2 separate regions of the Mus musculus genome follow, and region 2 is linked to region 1. A link is a contact called in ENCODE Hi-C data. All regions are on one chromosome and are shown on one strand. The core of a region is the stretch at or near the end of the contact, and the rest is flanking DNA. Distances in the headings are between cores, read along the strand shown.

Region 1 (2,663 bases), core at 93-2,592:
AAAACTTTAATCTTTAAAAGGCAGGGAAATTTGGATCACATAGATGAGCTGACTAGAAGTAGATTAGGCAACAGGGTTTTAGGCATGACTGGATCTAGGTGCTTCAAAGACAGTATCACTATTGATCTGCCTGACACTCTCCAGAGCCAATTTACCAATAGGATGTGACCATAGAGTCTGTGACTTTTTAAAAGAGGCCTAAAAAGTGTGTTGGAGATGTTCCTGTGTTTTTTATTTCAAGTCTGAGATAGAGGAGGAGGGGAAGAGGGAGGTGGAATGAGAGGAGGCCAAGGAGGTGGAGCTTCCTCTCAGTGCCCAAACTGTCCTTCCCTAGCCTTGACATTTGCCACCACTGACCACTGGTCCCTTCTTGACATTCCTGCCCAGCTTTTCCTCTTGCCCCTTTGCCCTGTTTCCTATTCTTCCCCGAGAAGAGAGATGACCCAAGAAAAACATTGGAAGGAGAGTCCCATGGCCTCGATGGTTTTTGTTTGTCTGTTTAGAGACAGGCTAGCAATATGCAGCCCTGGCTGGTCTGGATCTGGATATGTAGACAAGGCTGGCCTTGAACTCACAGATCTGCCTCTGCCTCTGCCTCTGCCTCTGCCTCTGCCTCTGCCTCTGCCTCTGCCTCTGCCTCTGCCTCTGCCTCTGCCTCTGCCTCTGCCTCTGCCTCTGCCTCTGCCTCTGCCTCTGCCTCTGCCTCTGCCTCTGCCTCTGCCTCTGCCTCTGCCTCTGCCTCTGCCTCTGCCCCTGCCTCTGCTTCTGCCTCCAAAGCATCTGGATCAAAGGCATGGACCACCACACCTGGCAGCCTGGGTAGTTAAGAACCTTCACTAGGGTGCGGAGAGGCTGCAGTGAGGAGCTACTCAGGGGTGAGATTAAGGAAGTGGCTCAAGGACAGGCTTTGTCACAGCTCAGGACAGAGCCCACAGGCTGGGGAGGCAGTGCTGAGCAGACTTGATGTGGTCTAAGATGCAAATGTGGGGGACAGATGCTGGGATGACACAGGGTTTCTGTTCTGAGGTGACAGAGATGCTGGTTTGGTGTGAAATAGTTCAGCCTGTGCATGTCAGATGTCAGGAGGTTAACAGACATCTGGTCCCTCATGCCCACCGTAGGATGGGACATAAGTGGGGTACCTGGACCTTTGGAAAGGCTAGATTTCTGCTTCAGAACCTCATCAGCATGAGAGTGGACATATCCATCCCTTGTGGAAATGTTCATCCCTCCAGACAGGTCACTTGCATTAGGCCAGAATAAGGAACCCCCAGGGACAGTGAGTGACCACACCCACTTCTTTGAAAAAAAAAAAAAAGCCTCAGCAGGATATGCCTGGGAGGGGCTTTGTGGGCCATGAGGAAGGGGAAGGGGAAGGAAGGGGAGGGACAGGACTAGCTGTGTGAGGAAGAACTTTTTCTGCAGATCTCTAGAGTGGACAGTCAGGACGACAAGCTCTCTTTGGCTCCTTTGGGACATCTGGTCCTTGGGGTTGCTGGCCTCCTGAACAGGACCTCAGGAGCTCATTGGCTGGAGGGTCTGGGGACGTGGACAACTGTGGTCCAGCTAAGGTAGGTTCTGACTGGGGCAGAGTGTCTGAGGAGGGAGTTGGGAGAGACAGGGCTGGACCCAGATGAGGTTCAACATGGAAGCGGCTGGTGGATGAAGAGCCCTAAGGAGCCCACGTCTCAGAAGGCTGGTCCTGCTGTGACAGTAAGAGCACCTGCCAGCTATTTCTGTTCAACCTATTTTCCAATGAGGAGAGGACCCAAGATCTTGTGAGGAGACCTTTCTTGTTTTACCCCTCGAACTCTGTGCCTGTTAGCGATAATAGGGTAAGGCCAATGCTGTATAGCTGTGATTCTTTCAGGAACTAGAGGTTGGGTGGGTAAGTGCTTCAATGCCCATCTTGGGTCAGGAATAGACCAAGACTCAGCGCAGGGAAGTAAATCGCAGCAGGTCACAGAATAAATGAGCGAGCAGGGAGAATCCTGAATCCCTGTCTATGTTGCTTCCAAGACGTCATCTGTCCATCTCTCTTCTGGGTATTTAGTGACTGTCAGGGCTGGCTGGTGTGGTGTGTATGTGTGTGTGTGCGTGCACTCACACTCTCACAGAGAGACCAGGAGGGGGTACAGGGAGGGGCATCTGTGCTCTTAGGTTGTTGGCCTCCTGCTCCAGGGGCTGAGACAAGGCCTTGGTTGTCTGATACAGTAATATAAGGCAAAAAATTGCTGGTGAGCCGGGACTTGGAGACAGATATAGGGAAAGTGAGGTGAGATCAGGATGAAGCTTCAGAGATCGGGAGGGCTTATATGCAGAGGTGAGGCTGGCCCTGGAGCACCCCTGGAGGAGAGAGCCCAGAGTGCAAATCTCAGAGGCAGGTCAGTAGATATATGATTGAGGATGAGGGAGCAGAGACCTAGAGACTTTGTGTGGCAAAAGATGCAGTGTGGGACTATCCTCATTCATTGATTTAGCTCCGGGCAGGTCTCATGTCTTACCAGGCACAGTTCTCCTGCCCATCCTATGTGACAAGGGCTGCAATGGTGTTTCCTTTAAAGCTGAGGAGGGCTGGGGCTGTTGCTCAGTGGCACAGCACCGTGCCTAGCATGCAAAAAGCCCACAGGTTTGTAAATAGGTATGGAGTAAGAAAGAGGAGA
Region 2 (2,663 bases), core at 93-2,592, 42 kb after region 1:
GAGTCACGACCCTACAGAGGACATTTTCCTCACAGAGCTGAAGGTGAAGATCCAAGACTCCAAGTCCCCCAAAGGTGAGCTTCTGCTCCCCGTTTCCCAGAGCTCACCCTGGTTCAGCTGCCCCTTACCCTCACTCTCTGGTCTCTCACCAGATGTCAGCCCCATGGTCACCTTACTGTGTCATGGGACCCTGCTGAATGCCAGGGCCACACTTACCTCTGTCTCAGGGCACTCCCAGACTGAAAGGCCATCTTCTCAGATGTTGCCTCTCCATCCAGGAACAGCTGCCCTGTCTATCCAGCAGCTATGCCTGGGAGACATGGGGAAGGGGCTCTCACTTTCTACCCCCTCTTGTCTTCCCTCAGAGGGCTCTTCACCTCGAAGGAGAGGGGCAGCTGAGGGCACAGGAGCTGAGCTGTCCATGTGCTACCAGAAGGTCAGTGTCACTGGCATAACCAACAAAAACTTAGGAGGCACAGTGAATGAAAACCAGCCTTTGGGGTGGGGGTGGGGGTTGTAGACAGAGCCAAAGGGATCCCCCAGCCTTTCTTGAAGATACCACCAGACTCTTTCAGCCTCCAGAGCAATCTGCAACGATGGTGTAGGGACGAGGTTGACCTTACATGTAGACAAGGAGGCAGTGTGCTCTAAGAAATTAGAGGTTGGGTGAGCACACTGGTGCATGTCTTTAAGCCTAGCATTTGGAAAGCAGAGGCAGGTGGATCTCTGTGAGCCTGAGGCCAGCTAAGACTATATAGTGAGACCTCAGCTTAGAAAAGAAAAGAAAAGAAAAGAAAAGAAAAAAGAAAGAAAGAAAGAAGAAAGAAAGAAAGAAAGAAAGAAAGAAAGAAAGAAAGAAAGAAAGAAAGAAGGAAAGCAAGCTAGTTTCTTGCTCAGAACCTTCTTCCTTGTGAACTACCTATCTAGGCGTCTGATTGGCTCCTTGGGGATTAAGAATGGCTAAGCCTCTGCCCATATGCCCCTTATTGGTATCAGTACCCAAGGAGAACCTCAGGGTAGGGTGGAAGCCTGGGAGAAGCGAGACATGAAGATGCAGGGGAAAGGAAAGCCCTCGGGACTCCCTCTTCTGCTCAATTCCCATCCCCAGGCCCTGCTCAGCCACAGACCACGAGAGGTCACTGTTTCTCTGCGGGCCACCGGGCTGGTCCTGAAGGCCATTCCAGCTGGTGACACTGAAGGTGAGGAGCTGGGAATGCAGAGTGAGGAAATGGGAGGGATGAGGAGAAAATCAGGGAGGAGGAAAAAGGGTAAGAAATAGGGAAGCCAAGGTTGAGAGGCGGCAGCTGGGCGGGGCCTCGGCAGGGGTCAGAGGGTGGTTGGCTGAAACCAGGCAGCCTTGAGTAAAGCAGGACCCCAGCCCCCAGGTGGTCCACTGGCTGACAAGCTAGCTATCCCAGCCTTGAGGCTGGCTCCCAAAGCTGGAAGGTAGAAGGACCTGGGAGCAGAAGCGCCCCCTCTCTGAATTAGGCCTGCAGAGCTGGCAGCCTTCCCCTGGGAAATGTTGGATTTACATATTATTCCAAAATAAAAATAAATGAACGAATGAAATGGAGTGACTGGGGGACAGCGGAGAGGAGCATCGAGTGAACATGCTTGGTTCAGAGCCTGTTCTGAGTCTCCTGCGGAGGTGACCTTGAAGTTATTTTCTTTGCTTCTGTTTCCCCTCAGGAAGGAGTTAGGAATACTGATAATATCTGTCTCAGAGAGTTCACATGCTCAGGGGAAAAAAATGTCCCGCACCTAACAGAGTGCTGCTAAATTAAGCCCCTGAAAAATGTGTTTGGCTCTGGTAGTCTGTGTCACCACGTTTTGTCCTTCCAGGGACCCAGGAGCTCTTTGTGAAAGCTAATATTGATGGCGTGCTATGTCTATATAAGCTGATTTTTCCCCCTGTGTCATTCATTGCTCACATTATTTGTGGCCTTCCTCCTTAGACCAGGCTGGTCTCGAACTTGGCATCCCCTTGCTTCCAGCATCGGTGTTCTTACAGAGACAACTGGCATAAAAGGGAAGAAACTCAAGAAATAATACTTTCATAAAAGGTCACTTCCAGGCGAGCTGAGGGTAAACTGGCGGCAGAATGGGAAGACAGACATACAGGGTCTTCTTAGGACCCAGAATCTCCAGCTTCCCACTCACATAACCCCCCCCCCATTTCTCTCAGTTTCAGGGTTCTTCCACTGTACCTCACCAAATGCTGCTTCTGCCACAGACTGTTCCTGTCTGCACGTCAGTGTGACAGAGGTGGTCAAGTCCTCCAATCTGGCAGGAAGGTCATTTACGGTGAGTTTGTATGGACTAGAGGGGGGCGGGGACAGGCAGCTGGTAAGGGAGCCCAAGGGGAAAGTACTCAGAGAGGGGAAGCTGATGGTGGCCCTTCACACCTGCCGTGGGACTTTCCAATCAATGTGGGCAACGCAAAGACTCTGTGGTATAAGGCAGACACGGAGCCCCTGTCTTCCTTCCATCTGCAGCCCATTTGAGAATTAACACCCCTAACAACCACATTCACCCACACATGTCATCCCCACCACTGCTCTTCAACCAGACTCCTACATAGCAGCTCTCATATCCTCATTGCCTCTCTGACCACCTTGCCCCTTGGCTTTGCCTTGGCTGACATTTAGTGATCAAGGTATGAG

What was found. Hi-C counts contacts between places; a loop is a spot of excess contacts on that map.
Region 2: a map of CH12.LX shows a loop between it and region 1 (1.8-fold over the local background). The contact joins the enhancer-like site here to the promoter of Pik3r6 in region 1. A Hi-C loop is called at or near these places in 9 of 37 maps with a recorded cell type or tissue (CH12.LX, T-helper 17 cell, adrenal gland and 3 more).

What each region holds. Positions count from the first base shown.
Region 1 is chr11:68,501,677-68,504,339 of GRCm38, forward strand. It overlaps Pik3r6 (phosphoinositide-3-kinase regulatory subunit 5), which reads left to right and starts at 1,343. Exons shown (of 20, transcript NM_001081566.2): 1 at 1,343-1,571.
Region 2 is chr11:68,543,612-68,546,274 of GRCm38, forward strand. It overlaps Pik3r6 (phosphoinositide-3-kinase regulatory subunit 5), which reads left to right. Exons shown (of 20, transcript NM_001081566.2): 15 at 1-74; 16 at 366-436; 17 at 1,109-1,199; 18 at 2,186-2,304. Among named protein-coding and RNA genes, the nearest start is that of Mfsd6l, 11 kb to the right of the region's middle. Within about 2 kb of position 1,343, at least 2 of the 3 ENCODE cell types and tissues checked have a DNase peak (open chromatin) inside an H3K27ac peak, as active enhancers do; they include heart, where a contact is called at or near this core.